2 separate regions of the Homo sapiens genome follow, and region 1 is linked to region 2. A link is an interaction called in ENCODE POLR2A ChIA-PET data of the cell type or tissue named here. Cell type or tissue: MCF 10A. All regions are shown on one strand. Links, peaks and the distances in the headings refer to the core of each region. The heading gives the core; the rest is flanking DNA.

Evidence for each region. ChIA-PET counts read pairs that join two places held together with the same protein. Peaks named below come from ENCODE experiments on the same cell type or tissue, not always from the same donor. Only the 100,000 strongest peaks of a DNase experiment are listed, where the experiment ranks them.
Region 1: POLR2A ChIA-PET joins it to region 2 with 8 read pairs; 7 of 35 experiments call an interaction of 5 or more read pairs at or near these places.

What each region holds. Positions count from the first base shown.
Region 1 is chr14:103,323,307-103,331,355 of GRCh38, forward strand. No RefSeq gene overlaps it. Among named protein-coding and RNA genes, the nearest start is that of EIF5, 6.9 kb to the right of the region's middle. In MCF 10A, for the core only: no CTCF peak of the experiment used is centred there; no DNase peak of the experiment used is centred there.
Region 2 is chr14:103,063,086-103,071,134 of GRCh38, forward strand. No RefSeq gene overlaps it. Among named protein-coding and RNA genes, the nearest start is that of CDC42BPB, 9.6 kb to the left of the region's middle. In MCF 10A, for the core only: no CTCF peak of the experiment used is centred there; DNase peaks (open chromatin) are centred at 4,296 and 4,456.

The sequences.
Region 1 (8,049 bases), core at 1,592-6,591, 260 kb after region 2:
ACGGATGAACCCCGAAGACATTATGCTAAAGGAAATAGACCAGTCATGGCTTTAAATTCTGACTGTGATTTTATCGCAGCAAAGGTGTGTGTTAAAAATGGCTATGAACTTTGTAGATGCCTAGCAAGAGAGCATGGAATGTGAATGACCCAGCCCGGAAGACTTCCTTCTGCATGAAATACCCAAACATACAAGTAGCCTTTATGAGCGAAACTAAAAAAAGGATTTCTGAGCACAGGCTCCTGGCACATAAAGCTCAGAATAGCTGAGCTTCACTTACCAACTATAACAGCACAAAATGTCACGCCGGGAATATTGAATGTGGGAGTTCAGTGCTCAAGGAAAAAAATCGCTCACCTAATTTAAGGAAACCCTAAATGAATCAATTTTTTTTTGTTGTTAAAAACTCTGTATTGCAACAGTCCCATCTGGTGCTAACTATATTTGCTTAGAGAAAGCAGTACCACAAAAGAAAGGTTATTTAGAGCATGCAATGGTTTCTGGATGGTTCTTCCATCTACTAGAGAACATGACAGAGACCTAAGAAATTGACCCTAAATATGGACATAAATTTGTGTAAACGTAAGGTTAGAAACATCACATTCTGGGCCGGGTGTGGTGGCTCACAGCTGTAATCCCAGCACTTTGGGAAGCCAAGGTGGGTGGATCACTTGAAGCCAGGAGTTGGAGACCAGCCTGGCCAACATGGTGAAACTCTCTACAAAAAATACAAAATACAAAATACAAAAATTAGCCAGGCGTGGTGACGCATGCCTGTAGTCCCAGCTACTTGGGAGGCTTCGATCACTTGGACCCAGGAGACAGAGGCTGCAATGAGTCTAGATCAAGCCATTACACAAGACCCTGTCAAAAAACAAACAAACAAACAAAAAAACAAACGGGCACAGTGGCTCATGCCTGTAATCCCAGCACTTTGGGAGGCCGACGCGGGCGGATCACAAGGTCAGGAGTTCGACACTCCTGACCAGGAGCCCAGCCAATATGGTGAAGCCCCTGTCTCTACTAAAAATACAAAAATTAGCTGGGCATGGTGGTGTGCACCTATAGTCCCAGCTACTCAGGAGGTTGAAGCAGGAGAATCACTGGAACCTGGGAGGCGGAGGTTGCAGTGAGCTGAGATTGTGCCACTGCACTCCAGCCTGGGCGACAGAGCGAGACTCCACCTAAAAAAAATAAAAATAAAAAAAGAAATATCACCTTCTGGGTCAAGAAGATAATCAGATTCGTTTTACCTTATACCAGAAGCCCTTGCTTCTGTACTGTCCGTCTCCTTGTAAGATGGTCACCCTGGGAAATTGGCAGGATAGCCTGTCCTACCTTGTGAGGGTATTTAAATGACGGCAGACTTGATTTCAGGAGAGTGACCAAAATATAGGTTAGTTTCCTGCTGTCCACATCACAAGAGAGGAGTCTGATGGGAAACAGAACGCAGCCTGCTGGGCTTTACCAGGAAACACACGCTGTTCATCTCTCAGGACCCAGCCTCCTGCCCGTATCCACACACCAGCTCTGCTCAAGTGATCCTCCTGCCTCAGCCTCCAGAGTAGCTGGGATTATAGGTGGGCAACACCGTGCCTGGTTTTTATTTTGCATATATTTGGATATAGTAACTTAGGTTTTAACTGTAGCCTCGGTCAAGCTGTATAACCCCTCTGTGCCTCAGTTTCCTCATCTGTGCAGAAGTGGAGCAGCAACAGAATCTCTGTCAGAGGACTGCTATTGTGGGGATCCAGTGATGAGTGTATCTGAAGCAACAAGGCCACCAAACCACAGCTGCCGCCGGGCACTGGCTGACGCTTTAGGAGTCTCCCAGAGTGGATGATGAGCAAGGGCCATGCTCTACATTTCGTGTGATTTGAAGTTTTTTTAAATCATGTCCCCAAAGCGATATGTTCTCTCACTAGACCCTCCAGAAGAAAAAACAAAACAAAACAGAATCTAATATGTTTAACACCTAACCCCAGGTACCTGTGAACGAGACCTTATTTGAAAATAGGGTTATTGCAGATTTAATTGAGTTACAATGTGGTCATGCTGGAATAGGGCAGGTCTTCAATTAAATATGTCTGGTGTCCTTATAAGAAGAGACACAGAGGCCGGGTGCGGTGGCGAGGTGGCTCACACCTGTAATCCCAACACTTTGGGAGGCCAAGGCGGGTGGATCATCTGAGGTCAGGAGTTCAAGACCAGCCTGGCCAAAATGGTGAAACCCCATCTCTACTAAAAATACAAAAATTAGCCAGGCGTGGTGGCGGGCGCCTGCAATCCCAGCTACTGAGGAGGCTGAGGCAGGAGAATCACTTGAACCTGGGAGGCAGAGGTTGCGGTGAGCCGAGATCGCATCACTGCACTCCAGCCTGGGCAACAAGCACGACACTCCATCTCAAAAAAAAAAAAAAAAAAAAAAAAGAGAGAGAGACACAGAGAGGAAAACGCCAAGTGAAGATACTTTACGCAAGGGCAATGAAACCAAGTGATGACAGAGGCGGATTTGGAGCTCTATGGCTGCAAGCTGAGAAACGCCAAAGACTGCCGGCAGCCACCAGATGCTGGAGAGTGCATGCAGTGGCCAACCCAAGGATTTTGTACCCTCTGGACTATGGAACTGTGAAAAAATGAATTTCTTTTTTTTTTTTTTTGAGACGGAATTTCACTCTGTCGCCCAGGCTGGAGTGCCGTGGCGTGATATCAGCTCACTGCACTCCAAGGTTCAAGCGATTCTCATGCCTCAGCCTCCCGAGTAGCTGGCATTACAGGCATCCACCACCACGCCTGGTTAATTTTTCTGTTTTTAGTAGAGATGGGGTTTCACCATGTTGGCCAGGCTGGTCTCAAACTCCTAAAGTGATCTGCCTGCCTCGGGCTCCCAAAGTGCTGAGATTACAGACATGAGCCACCGTGCCCAGCCAAAAACTAAAACTGAATTTCTGTTGTTTTAAGCCACACAGTTTCTGTTGCTTTGTTAACAATAGCCCTGGGAAACAATGTCTTAGCTGTTTAAATCCTCTAGGGCTGGCAGATAGAGGGCATGTGGTACATATCCATTGAATGAATGAATAAATGAGTAAAGATAAACACAGAGGTAAGGCAAGCAATGGGGAATAAATGATGGGGCAGATGTGGGTGCACACACACACCTGGAGGGGGAGAGCCCACACACACACCTGGAGGGGGACAGAGCACATGCACACCTGGAGGGGGACAGAGCCCACACACATACCTGGAGGGGGACAGAGCACATGCACACCTGGAGGGGGAGAGCCCAAACACACACCTGGAGGGGGACAGAGCACAGACACACCTGGAGGGGAATAGTGCATACCCACACCTGGAGGGGGGACACAGCACATGCACACCTGGAGGGGGACAGTGCCCACACACACCTGGAGGGGGACAGAGCCTACATACACACCTGGAGGGGGACAGAGCACACGCACACCTGGAGGGGAACACTGCACACCCATACCTGGAGGGAGACAGAGCCCACGCACACCTGGAGGGGGAGAGTACATGCACACCTGGAGGGGGACAGAGCCCATGCACACCTGGAGGGGGAGAGTACATGCACACCTGGAGGGGGACAGAGCCCAAGCACACCTGGAGGGGATACAGCCCACGCACACCTGGAGGGGGACAGAGCACACGTACACCTGGAGGGGGAGAGCACAAGCACACCTGGAGGGGGAGAGCACACGCGCACCTGGAGGGGAACACAGCACACGCACACCTGGAGGGGGACAGAGCACACGTACACCTGGAGGGGAGAGCACACGCACACCTGGAGGGGGAGAGCACACACACACCTGGAGGGGGACAGTGCACACGTACACCTGGAGGGGGAGAACACACGCACACCTGGAAGGGGAGAGCACACACACACACATGGATAGGGAGTCACTCGTTCTTTTCTATGAGCATTCAGTCCCCAACTTTGGGTCTAAAAGGTCAGCTGAAACTTGGCTCCTGGAAAATCTATCATGTCGGTATGTCCCAGAGTACAAGGGCTTCCGACTGTCCAAGGAACCAGAAATCTGAATTTTTAGGTGAAATCTTCCATGTTTTTCTTTTCTTTTTTTGAGACGGAGTCTCACACTGGCGCCCAGGCTATAGTGCAATGGCACGATCTTGGCTCACTGCAAGCTCAGCCTCCCGGATTCAAGCGATTCTCCTGCCTCAGCCTCCCGAGTAGCTGGGATTACAGGCACCCGCCACCACGCCCGGCTAATTTTTTGTATTTTTAGTAGAGATGGCGTTTCACCGTGTTAGCCAGGAAGGTCTCAATCTCCTGACCTCCACCCACCTTAGCCTCCCAAAGTGCTGCAATTACAGGTGTGAGCCACAATGCCCGGCCTAAAATCTTTCATATTTTTCAATGCTGTCTTACAAAAGAAGTCCCCACTCTGGGGTCCATTTGCATCTCCAGTGTCTGGCGCCCCCCGGGCAGGATATGCAGTGGCTAATGAAAATCTGTAGCATAAAGGAAAACGCATCCTCACAGGTCTGAAGACAGCACACCTGAGTGGATCTTCTGGGATAGTGTTAGCTATCAGGGTTATGACTTGGATCCTGCCTCCCCTCATGTGAAACTTTCAAAAGCACTGGAGTAAAGGAAATCCAGCTGAGGGAAGAGAGGCAAATCCCTGGGACCCAGATGCACCACACAGGACTATTAGTCCCTAGTCAGGGGGAAGAGCTCTGAAGCTGGGAATCAGGACACCTGACCCCCCAACTGGAGGCAAATCATCTCTCTGAGTCTCGGCTTCCTCGTCCATAAAATGAAGGAATAAAATGTATACTTGCCACCTCCCAAGGTGTGAGGAGGACAGTGAGAGAGCATGGGTGACGAGGCTTTGTCAGCACGGCAAGGCCATTGGCACCTTCCTAATTCTAACAGCCATGATCAGTCTAATGCCACTCCCATCACGTCGCCATTAGACCCGGGGACCACTTCTCCAACACACCCATTGGGGCAGAGATTTTGTTCTTCTTATCCACAGACTATCTAAATTAGGGCAGCTCGAATATCTCAAAAGAAAGCTGCTGAGACTATGCTGACGGGAAGAAGGGTATTTGGGTTCCAACATCATGGGCGTCCCCCAGTTTTAAGGCACAGGACAGTCCTGGGATCAGCAGCTCCTGCAACCCCTGAGAATTTGTCACTGGGGTGCTGTGTGTGTCTTCAATGTGACCAAGACAACACCAATCCAATATTGTAGGGCCTGCTCTGATCCATCCACATTTCTCTGTCATCTGCTACACGTAGGACGCTGCGCAGGCAGAATCAATGCCATTTTGTGTTTTTTTCTTTTTCCAGGAATGGGACAATGCAGGATGGCTGCTGGGTGGGATCACAGCTCCACACTTCGGAGGAGGAAGACTTTGTGTCAGTCTCCAGTGATCCCTCACCTGGACCCCTATCTTTCCTCAAACACCTCTGCTTCCTGCCTCTGTCCCTTTTGGAACTAAAGGCCTGTTCCTCAGCCAAAGTCCAGAATCCTTTCTTCTCAAGCATGAGTCCCCTGCCCTCCAGTTGCTTGGCCCAGTAAGGAAGTCAGAGAAGGAAACAGGCAACTGCAATCAAGTGACATGAATGCCAGTGGTGTGGCGTAGGTGCAGCCTAGCCATGGGATGGGCAGGTCACGAAGGCAGGGAGACATGCTGTTCAGAGCATCAGAGATTTCACGAAGGGCAAGCTTCAGTGGGGTGTCCAGCAAGCAGATATTTGCCTCTACTTGTTTACATGTGACCTCCTGGGCAGGGTCTGTGATGTAGGCGGGCCTGCACCCTCACTGCCTAGCACAGAATTATGTATTGATAGGGATGCACTAGATTACCATGGTTTAGGACACCAGCCCTCACGTCAGCCGATGCCTCTGTACTCACCAGATAACCTTCAGTTCCCTTCCAGCAGCTTCAAATGTCTGCTCTATGAACACCCCTGTGACTGGCTGGTGCTAGAAGAAAAATTATGCATATACCCTGTAGCTTGTCCTGAAGTAGGGGGGACAAGAACTTCAGTTAACAGTGTGCAGCTTTAAAAGTTGAGAGGTTGGGCACGGTGGCTCACACCTGTAATCCCAGCACTTTGGGAGGCCGAGATGGGCGGATCACCTGAGGCTGGGAGTTCGAGACCAGCATGACCAACATGGAGAAACCCCGTCTCTTACTAAAAATACAAAACTAGCCGGGCATGGTAGCAGGTGCCTGTAATCCCAGCTACTGAGGAGGCTGAGGCAGGCGAATCACTTGAACCCAGGAGGCAGAGGTTGCAAGAGCTGAGATCGTGCCATTGCATTCCAGCCTGGCAACGGAGCGAGACTCCATCTCAAAAAAAAAAGAAAAAAAAAAAGTTGAGAGGTGGGTGTCACAGAGGAGGACCACTGCCCCTCACAGTGTACAATATCTGAGTCCATTTGAGAGCTCACAGCTCAGAAACACAAGGCTCTCAGTCCATGCAGAGTTGATCTTGGTGGGGGGTGGGAGGGAGGGGACACTCATTCACATTCAACAGAGTCACAGCCAATGTGTAAACAACCAGAAGGCCAGTTTACCAATCTACCTTTCCAGCAGCTATTCCTGTCATCAGGGCATGCACTGAGGTGTGCAATTCATGCACTCATTCAGCAAGGTTTTGACAAGCACCAAGTGTCCATTAGTGCACGGACTGTGAGCACCTGACTGGGGAAAATAATGCAGCCAAATGAGGTGGAGATCCAGAAACGGGAAGTGGAATTGTGCAATGAGCTTGGCGTCACACAAGCTGGAGTTCAAACGCTGTCCATCATTTATTAGGGAGGCGACTTTGGGGAAAATTGCTTAACCTTCCTGAGTCTCTTTCCTCACCTGTAAAATGGGTATAACAACATCTCCTTACATGATTATTAAAGAATGGGATTACATATGTAAAATGCCTAGTTTTGTTTGTTTTTGTATTTATCTGGAGAGGCCATGCCACATAATTTTTAAGGGAACAGGCTTTGGGATCAGACAGAGCTGTCTTTAAATCCTAGCTCTGCCACTTACTAGGTACATGATTTGGGTAAGTTGCTTAATTTTTTTCCACTAAGCCTTGGTTCGCTCATTTGTAAAATGGAAATACGAATTCCTCATAGGGCCTGGGAAATAAGATAATGTATTCCAAGAACTTAGAAAACTCCTAGGATATGATAAGCATTTAACAAATGGTATGATTAAGAGTAATTTTTAGGTGCCAATATCCAGAATAAACAAGGAACTCAAACAACTCAGTGACAAAAAATAAATAAATCTGATTTTTAAATAGACAAACGATCTCAATAGATATTTCTCCAAGAAAGACATACAAGTGGCCAACACATGTATGAAAAAATGCTCAATGTCACTAATCAACAGGGAAACGCAAATCAAAACCACAAAGACAAAAAATAGCAAATGCTGGCAAGGGTGCAGAGAAAAGGGAACTCTGATGCACTGTGGGTGGGAAGGTAAATTAGTACAGCCATTAGGGAAAACAGCATGGAGGTTTCTCAAAAAACTAAAAATAGATCTTCCATATGATCCAGCAATCCCACTACTAGGTATTTATCCAAAGGAAATCAAATCAATATTATCAAAGAGATATCTGCACCCCCATGTTTATTGCAGCGCCAGTCACAATAGCAAAAGATATGGAATCAACTTAAGCGTCCACCAACAAATGAATGGACAGGCTGGTTGCAGTGGCTCATGCCTGTAATCCCAGCACTTCAGGATGCCGAGGTGGGAGGACTGCTTGAGGCCAGGAGTTCGAGACCAGCCTAGGCAACATAGTGAGCCCCCCCCCCACCCCTCCCGCGCCATCTTATTATTTAAAAAAAAAAAAAAAGGATAAAGAAAATGTGTTATAGGCTGGGCGTGGTGGCTCACGCCTGTACTCCCAGGACTTTGGGAGGCCAAGGCAGGTGGATCACACAGGAGTTCAAGACAGACCAGCCTGTCCAATACAGTGAAACCCTGTCTCTACTAAAAAAAAAAAAAAAAAATTAGCCGGGCTTGATGGCACGCACCTGT
Region 2 (8,049 bases), core at 1,470-6,469:
GGGGAAATAGTGCCAAAAAAGATTGGAGGAAATGGTGCCTGATGCTCACACAGACTGAGAGTAGTGTTGTTTTCCACTGGCCAGACTGGAAAAACTAATAATTCACAGGCATTGGGTAGAATTCTCAAGAAAGTTGTACCTTGGTAATAGGATTCTACCACTAGGAAGTCATGCACTTGCCTTTCCCCCAGCATCCCAGAAAAAGCTCTAGACTGAGCACTGCTCCGGCTCTGCCTAACGAATTACAAATATGAGACACAAAAGTATTAAACAGTTTCCAAGTAATTTCATCCCAGAACAAAGCTCAAGAAAATGTATAGGAATACAAAATATTTAGCACCCAAAAAGGTAAAATCACAATGTCTGGTATCCAGTCAGAGATTACCAGACATTCAAAACACAACCTATGATGAGGATGCCGTCAATTAATCAAAACCAACCCAGAACTTACACAGATGTTAGCATTATCAGAAAAAGATATTAAATGTTATTATAACTGTATTTCATGTGTTTGAAAAAGCTAATAGAATTATGAAAATCATTTTTTAAAACTGTAATAGAATTTCTAAAGATAAGAAAACTATTTCTGGGATTTAAGATATACTGTATGGGATTCATGGCAGATTAGACATTACTTAACAAAAGGTTAGTGAATTTGAAGAAATAGCAATAGAACTTATCCAGAATAAGACAGTGAGAGAAAACAAAAACAAAAACATGAACAGAGCATCAGTGAACTGTGGGACTATTTCAAGTGGCCTGATACATGGATAATTGGGATCCTGAAGGAGAAGAGCAAGAAAGAGGAGGAACAGAAAAAATATTTGAAGAAATTACTGAAAAATTTCCAAACACAATGAAAATTACAATCTCACAAATTCAAGAAGTTCAGTTAATCCTGAGAACAGGAAATATGAAAAACAACAACAACAACAACAAAGCACCGAAGCACATCATCATCAAATTGCTCAAAACCAGTGATAAAGAAACAAAATAGGCCAGGCATGGTGGCTCATGCCTGTAATCCCAGCACTTTGGGAGGCCAAGGCAGGCGGATCACCTGAGGTCGGGAGTTCGAGACCAGCTTGACCATCATGGAGAAACCCTGTCTCTATAAAAAATACAAAATTAGCCAGGCGTGGTAGGCACATACCTGCAATCCCAGCTACTCTGGAGGCTGACACAGGAGAATCACTTGAACCCGGGATGTGGAGGTTGCGGTGAGCCAAGATTGCACCATTACAGTCCAGCCTGGGCAACAAGAGCAAAACTCCATCTCAAAAAAAAAGAAACAAAACAAAACAAAACAAAAAACCAAACACATCCAGAGAAATAAGACACATTACATACAGGGAAACAGAGGTAAGAGTGACACCAAATTTCTTATTGGGAACCACTAAGTGAGAAGACATTGAACCACATCTTTATTTATTTATTTATTATTTTATTTATTTATTTTTTTGAGATGGAGTCTCACTCTGTCGCAAAACACACACGTACACACACACACACACACACACACACACACCTAGCAGCATTCCATTGTAAGATGAGAGTAGGCCCAAACATTTCTGGGAGGAACAAGTAAACTTCCTGAGTAGGTGCCTTAGACTCTAATAGTATTTGCTCCTACTGTTTTGCAACATTTCTTTTCTTTTTCTTTTCTTTTTTTTTTTTTTTGAGACACTGTCTCACTCTGTCATCCAGGCTGTAGTGCAAAGACACAATCTCGGCTCACTGAGACCTCCGCCTCCTAGGTTCAAGGATTCTCCTGCCTCAGCCTCCCAAGTACTGGGATTACAGGCGTGTGCCACCACACCTGGCTAATTTTTGTATTTTTAGTAGAGATGGGATTTCACCATGTTGGCCAGGGTGGTCTCGAGTCAACCTCAGGTGATGCGCCCACCTCGGCCTCCCAAGCATGAACCACTGTGCCCAGACATTTTGCAACATTTCTTTTTCTTTTTCTTTTCTTTTCTTTTTTTTCTTTTGAGATAGAGTCTTGCTCTATCGCCCAGGCTGGAGTGCAGTGGCGTGCTCTTGGCTCATTACAACCTCTGCCTCCCAGTTTCAAGCAATTCTCACTTCTCAGCCTCTCGAGCAGCTGGAATTACAGGCATGCACCGCCACGCCCAGCTAACTTTTGTATTTTTAGTAGAGACAGGGTTTCACCATGTTGGTCAGGTTGGTCTCGAACTCCTGGCATCAAGTGATCCGCCCACCTTAGCCTCCCAAAATGCTGGGATTGCAGGTGTGAATCATTGCGCCCGGCCCTGCGACATTTCTTAACCTGCAACTACACCCTAATGGAAAATACTTTGTTGTGATCAGTCAACAGAAAATGAAAAAGTGGGTCTGGCCCACAAATTTTTCTGCCTGGAGTGCTAGCTCCCGTCAGAGGTAGACAACTAGTGCTTTACAGACAAAGGAGAGGCCCAGAAAGCCAGCATTGAAGAAAAATCCTTGCAGAAGGCAAAACTTGTACATTGATTCACAGGCTATAGCTAATGGGTTGGCTGGACAATTAGACACTTGAATAAAATTCTCCAGGTGGCCTAGGGGACAGGCAAGGGGATGGACTTCTCAGAATGGGCACAGAGTACCCATGGGAATGAATGCTTATTCATTCATGGGCACTTACTGGGGAGGAGGCTCTCAGTACCCAGGTGGACAAGACAGCCTCTTCTGAGGACATCCATTGGCCTCCTCCCTCCCCTTCCCAATGCTGCTCAAACAGCCCGTGGGCAGCTGACTGAGGCAGCAGAGATGAAGGCTATGTAGGGACTCAGAAGCATGACCTTTCCTCACGAGGCTGATTTGGTATCCATTTGGCTGAGTGATTTGGTATCCATATGGCTGAGTGCCCAACCCTCACAGCAGGGACCCACCCTAAGCTCCTAATGTGGTGCCATTCCCACAAGGTGCAGTTGCCCGGTGGCCAGCTTGATGACATTGGACCCCTTCTGTCATGGAAAGGGCAGTGATTTATCCTCACGTGTTTTATGTAAGGACTTGTTTTTCCAGCCACATCACTTCTCTCAGCACTACCATTTGTGGACTCGGACAACGCTTTATTTATCCCTCATCATGGCAACACAAACACCATCACTTTGGACTGAGGGACTCATTTCGTGTTGAAGGAAGTGTGGCGGAGAGCTCATGGCCATGAAATTCCCTGAATTTACCATGCTCCCCATTACCCAGAAGCAGCTGGTTTGGGAGAATGGAGGAATCATCTGCAGAAGACTCCGTTAAGGTGCCGGATGAGAGCCAATAGCCTATGAGGTTAAGCTGCCATCCTACAGGGTGTGGTGCATGCCTCAACCCAGCAAATGGTATGCGGTGCCATCCCCCGACACCTCAAATGCATGGGTCCAGGAACTGAGCAGTGGAGGCAGGAGGGGCCCTTCCCATTATTACACCAAATAACATACTGGAGGAATTTTGCCTTCCTTCCTGTGTGTGACCTTGGGCCAGTGTCCAGGAAAATGTTTCCATCAGGAAACACAGTCATGGTTTCGATGGATTACGGTGGAACTGCCCCTCCCCCAACTGGCAATTTCCGGTTCCTTGTGCCGCTGAACCAACAGGCAGAGAAGGGATCACTGTGCTGGCTGGGATGACAATCCCCATCCTCAGAGGGAGTTTGCATTGAATTGATTCTCACACCGAGGGAAGGCACGACTTAACCACAGTCATGCACCACGTAATGATGTTTTGGTCAGAGACTACCGCATCCATGACAGTAGTCCCATAAGATTATAATATTTTACGTATATATTTTTTTCTTTTTTTTTTTGAGACAGAGTCTCGCTCTGTTGCCCAGGCTGGAGTGCAGAGGCGTGATCTCGGCTCACTGCAAGCTCCGCCTCCTGGGTTCACACCATTCTCCTGCCTCAGCCTCTCGATTAGCTGGAATTACAGGCATGCACCACCACGCCCAGCCAACTTTTGTATTTTTAGTAGACACAGGGTTTCACCATGTTGGTCAGGTTGGTCTCGAACTCTTGGCCTCAAGTGATCCACCCACCTCAGCCTCCCAAAGTGCTGGGATTACAGGTGTAAGCCACCGCGCCCAGCCAATATTATATTTTTACTGGACCTCTTCTATGTTTAGAGACATAAATTCTTGCCATTGGGATATAGTTGCCTACAGTGTTCAGTACAGAAACGTGCTGCACAGGTTTGTAGCCTAAGAGCAAGAGCCTGTACCATGTAGCCTGGGTGTGTCCATCTAAGTTTGTGTAAGTTCACTCTCTGATGTTCACACAACAACACTGCCTAATGACACATTTCTCAGAATGCATACCTGCCACTAAGTGACGCATGACTAATTTTTTTTTTTTTTTTTTGATACAGGTCTTGCTCTGCCGCCCAGGCTGGAGTACAGTGGCACAATCTTGGCTCACTGCATCCCTGACCTTCCGCACTCAAGTGATCCTCCCACCTTGGCACCAACACCCCACCCCCTGCCCCTTCTCACGTAGCTGGGACTACTGGTATACACCACCATACTTGGCTTTTTTTTTTTTTTTTTTGCATTTTTTTGCAGAGTTAGAGTTTCATCATTTTGCCCAGGCTGGTCCCAAACTCCCAGGCTCAAGTGATCTGCCTGCCTTGGTCTCCCAAAGTGCTGGGATTACAGGCATGAGCCACCACACCCAGCTGTGACTGTACTTCTTGCTCAATGTTTTTTATTATCAGGAAAAGGGAAGGGAGCTCATTAAAGACAAGTCATAAAGGAATCAGATTCTGAAGGAACAAAAGTTTGGGTTATCTCACTAAGGCTGTAAAAAAACAAAAAGGGCTGGCCAGGCGCGGTGGCCAGCACTTTGGGAGGCCGAGGCAGGCAGATCACTTGAGCCCAGGAGCTAGAGACCAGCCTGAACAACCTAGTGAGACCCCCCTCTCAAAAAAATACAAAAGCTAGCCAGGTGCACTGGCTCATGCCTATAATCCCAGCACTTTGGGAGGCCGAGGCAGGCAGATCATGAGGTCAGGAGTTCAAGAACAGCCTGGCCAACATAGTGAAACCCCATCTCTACTAAAAATACAAAAATTAGCCAGGCGTGGTGATGAGTGTCTGTAGTCCCAGCTACTCGGGAGGCTGAGGCAGGAGAATCGCTTGAACCCGGGAAGGCTGAGGTGGGAGGATCACCTGAGCCTGGGAGGTGGAGGCTGCAGTGAGCCGTGATTACACCACTGCACTGCAGCCTGGGCGACAGAGTAAGACCCTGTCTCAAAAGAGAGAGAAAAAAAGTGTTGCTGCGGAGCCAGCCGAGGGGAGGGGCCATAGGATGGCGGCTGAGGAGCGCTGCCTAGGCAGCATGGCTGGGGGGCATCCGTCAGCGGGCTGCTTCCCTCCTGCCCATTCCCACCCCCTCCCACCTTAGTGAAGAGGCTGGCAGTGCCGGGCTCTCAGCCTTCAGGTTGGTGCACACACAGTCGAGGGTGATGGGACGTCATTTGCCCTGGGTGCTGAAGACACAGGGCAAGGGTGGAGACCAAAGGTCAGCAGGGTGGATAGCTGCTGGATAGCTGCCTCTGCCCCTCCAGACCCACTCTCCATCCTGCTCTGTACCCCAGGTGGGCTGCGCCCACAGGCCACCTGGCCCCCTGACTGCTGGGTTTGGCCAATGGGGCCTCTGGCATGTGGCTGGGAGCTGGGGGAGAGGGAGGGAATACTCGTTCCCCACGTTCCCCAGGAGCTGCGCCTTGGCCACATCTTTCTTCTGAAGTCTGGGGTCCCTCTCCTCGGAGCTCCTCTCTCCAGGATCCGGCCACTCCTCCCTCTTGCCGTCCTCAGAGGACCCAAAGGTGGAAACAGCTCCCACCCCTGCCTGACTTGCTGGCACCCTGCCCACACCTCGGTAAGGTGGCCTCTCTCATCCTCTCCTCCATCCCCTGCGTCAGTGTGACCCCTTCTGGGACTGCCTAAGACGCGACATGCACAGTGACACTCATAGCGGTGCTCCTCGTTTTAAAAACGAAAGCTTAGGCCAGGCACGGTGGCTCACGCCTGTAATCCCAGCAATTCAGGAGGCTGAGGCAGGCAGATCACGAGGTCAGGAGTTCGAGACCAGCCTGGCCAATATAGTGAAACCCCATCTCTACTAAAAAATATGTAAAAATTAGCCAGGCATGGTGGCATGCTCCTGCAGTCCTAGCTATGCGGGAGGCTGAGACAGAAGAATCGCTTGAACTCGGGAGGCGGAGGTTGCAGTGAGCTGAGATGGAGCCACACTCCAGCCTGGGCGACAGGGCGAGACTCCTTCTCAAAAAAAAATAAAGGCCGGGCGAGGTGGCTCACGCTTGTAATCCCAGCACTTTGGGAGGCTGAGGCGGGCGGATCATGAGGTCAGGAGATCAAGACCATCCTGGCTAACACGGTGAAACCCCGTCTCTACTAAAAATACAAAAAAATTAGCCGGGTGTGGTGGCGGGCACCTGTAGTCCCAGCTACTTGGGAGGCTGAGGCAGGAGAATGGCATGAACCCAGGAAGGTGGAGGATGCAGTGAGCTGAGATTGCGCCACTGCACTCCAGCCTGGGCGACAGAGCAAGACTCCATCTCAGAAAAATAAAAATAAAAATAAAATAAATAAATTAAAATTAAAATATATTAAAATAAAATAAAAATAAAAACAAAAAGCTAAGTGTCCATTGATAGATAAACAGGTAAAGAAATTACGGTGCATCTATCACATGGAACCCATGTAGCACTAGAGACGTAAGGCAGGGTCACTTGTTCCAGCAACCCAGAGTGGCTGCCACCCACGGCGTGCACGGTTCTGGGTGCTGAGGACTCCAGGGTGTCCCTTCTGGTCTAGGGGCGACAGGCTGTACACCAGGACACAGGGGAGTAAAAGAGAGAATCTGGGAGAGGGATGAGGGTTGCGAGGACAGCGGATGGGGCAACTGGTGTGTGAGGGGTGCCTGCCTTACAGATGGGGGACGCCAGGAAGCCTCTATCCAGCGGCGACCTTTTAGGGAGATGCAAACAGCCAGGAGGAGTCAGCCCTGTGCGGCCTTCCAGGCACAGCAAAGCTCAGGACACAGATGGGAGCAGAAGGTGGCTGCCCTGGGATGCTGGGGAGGTGCGCAGGGCCAGTCCCGCAGGCCTGGACGAGCACGGCTGGGCCTCACAGGTGGGAGTCTCTGCAGCTCCCCCTTCCCTGCCCGGCATGGAGGAGTCCCCAGGCCTGCGGCCATGTGACCCTGCCATTGGTTCCTAGGGTTTCCTGCTGCCTGACTCTGCGGCACTTCTGAAGGGTGTCTCTCCTCCTCATTCTCAACATCCATGCTGACCACATTGAAGGTCAAGGGCGTGGGCCAATACCCTGCCAGGGCCAGGTACAAAGAGAGTGCCCACAGAAATGTCTGTGAGATGGAAGGAGGCAGAGAGCCAGTGATGAGGGAGGCAGGAGGGGATGCAAGGGGCCATAAGTGCTGCGGGAGGTGGGGGGCCATCTGGAAGGTGGCTGGGTGCATCAGGTGGTGGGGTAGGGGGGGCGACAGCCTCTCTCCTCCTCTTTGTTCTGCTCTGCAGTGGTGGTGGTGGGCCAGGGAGTCAGGGGAGCCATTATCTTGGAGGCCCAAGTAGCCAGGGACAAATGCATAGTCTCAGAGAGCCAGGAGGCCGGTCCTGGAGACCCCACCAGGGCCCAGGAGAGGGGAGCCAGGCTGGAGACAGCCTCGGAGCAAAGCTGGACTGTGGGCCAGTGGCCCTGCATGCAGGCTTAAAACTTTCCTGTCAACCAGGGTCCCAGTAGGAAAGAGCTGGCACCCTCAAATTAGGGTAAGTCTAGGTGGGTCTATTTGGAAAGAGCCCAATGAGGGGGACCACCAGGGCTGGTGCAGGAAGGAGCTGGCAGCAGCACGGCTGTCACCACCCATGTACCACGTCTTCCAATGTCCCCAGGGCCACTGCCACCTCTCTCCTGGCTGTGTGTCTGGGAGGCCACCTGTGTGGGCGCCATCGGCCTGGGTCGTCTGGTTTGCACTTGGTGTCAGCTCCTGCAAGTCCTGATGGAGGCCGGGAGGGAGGGAG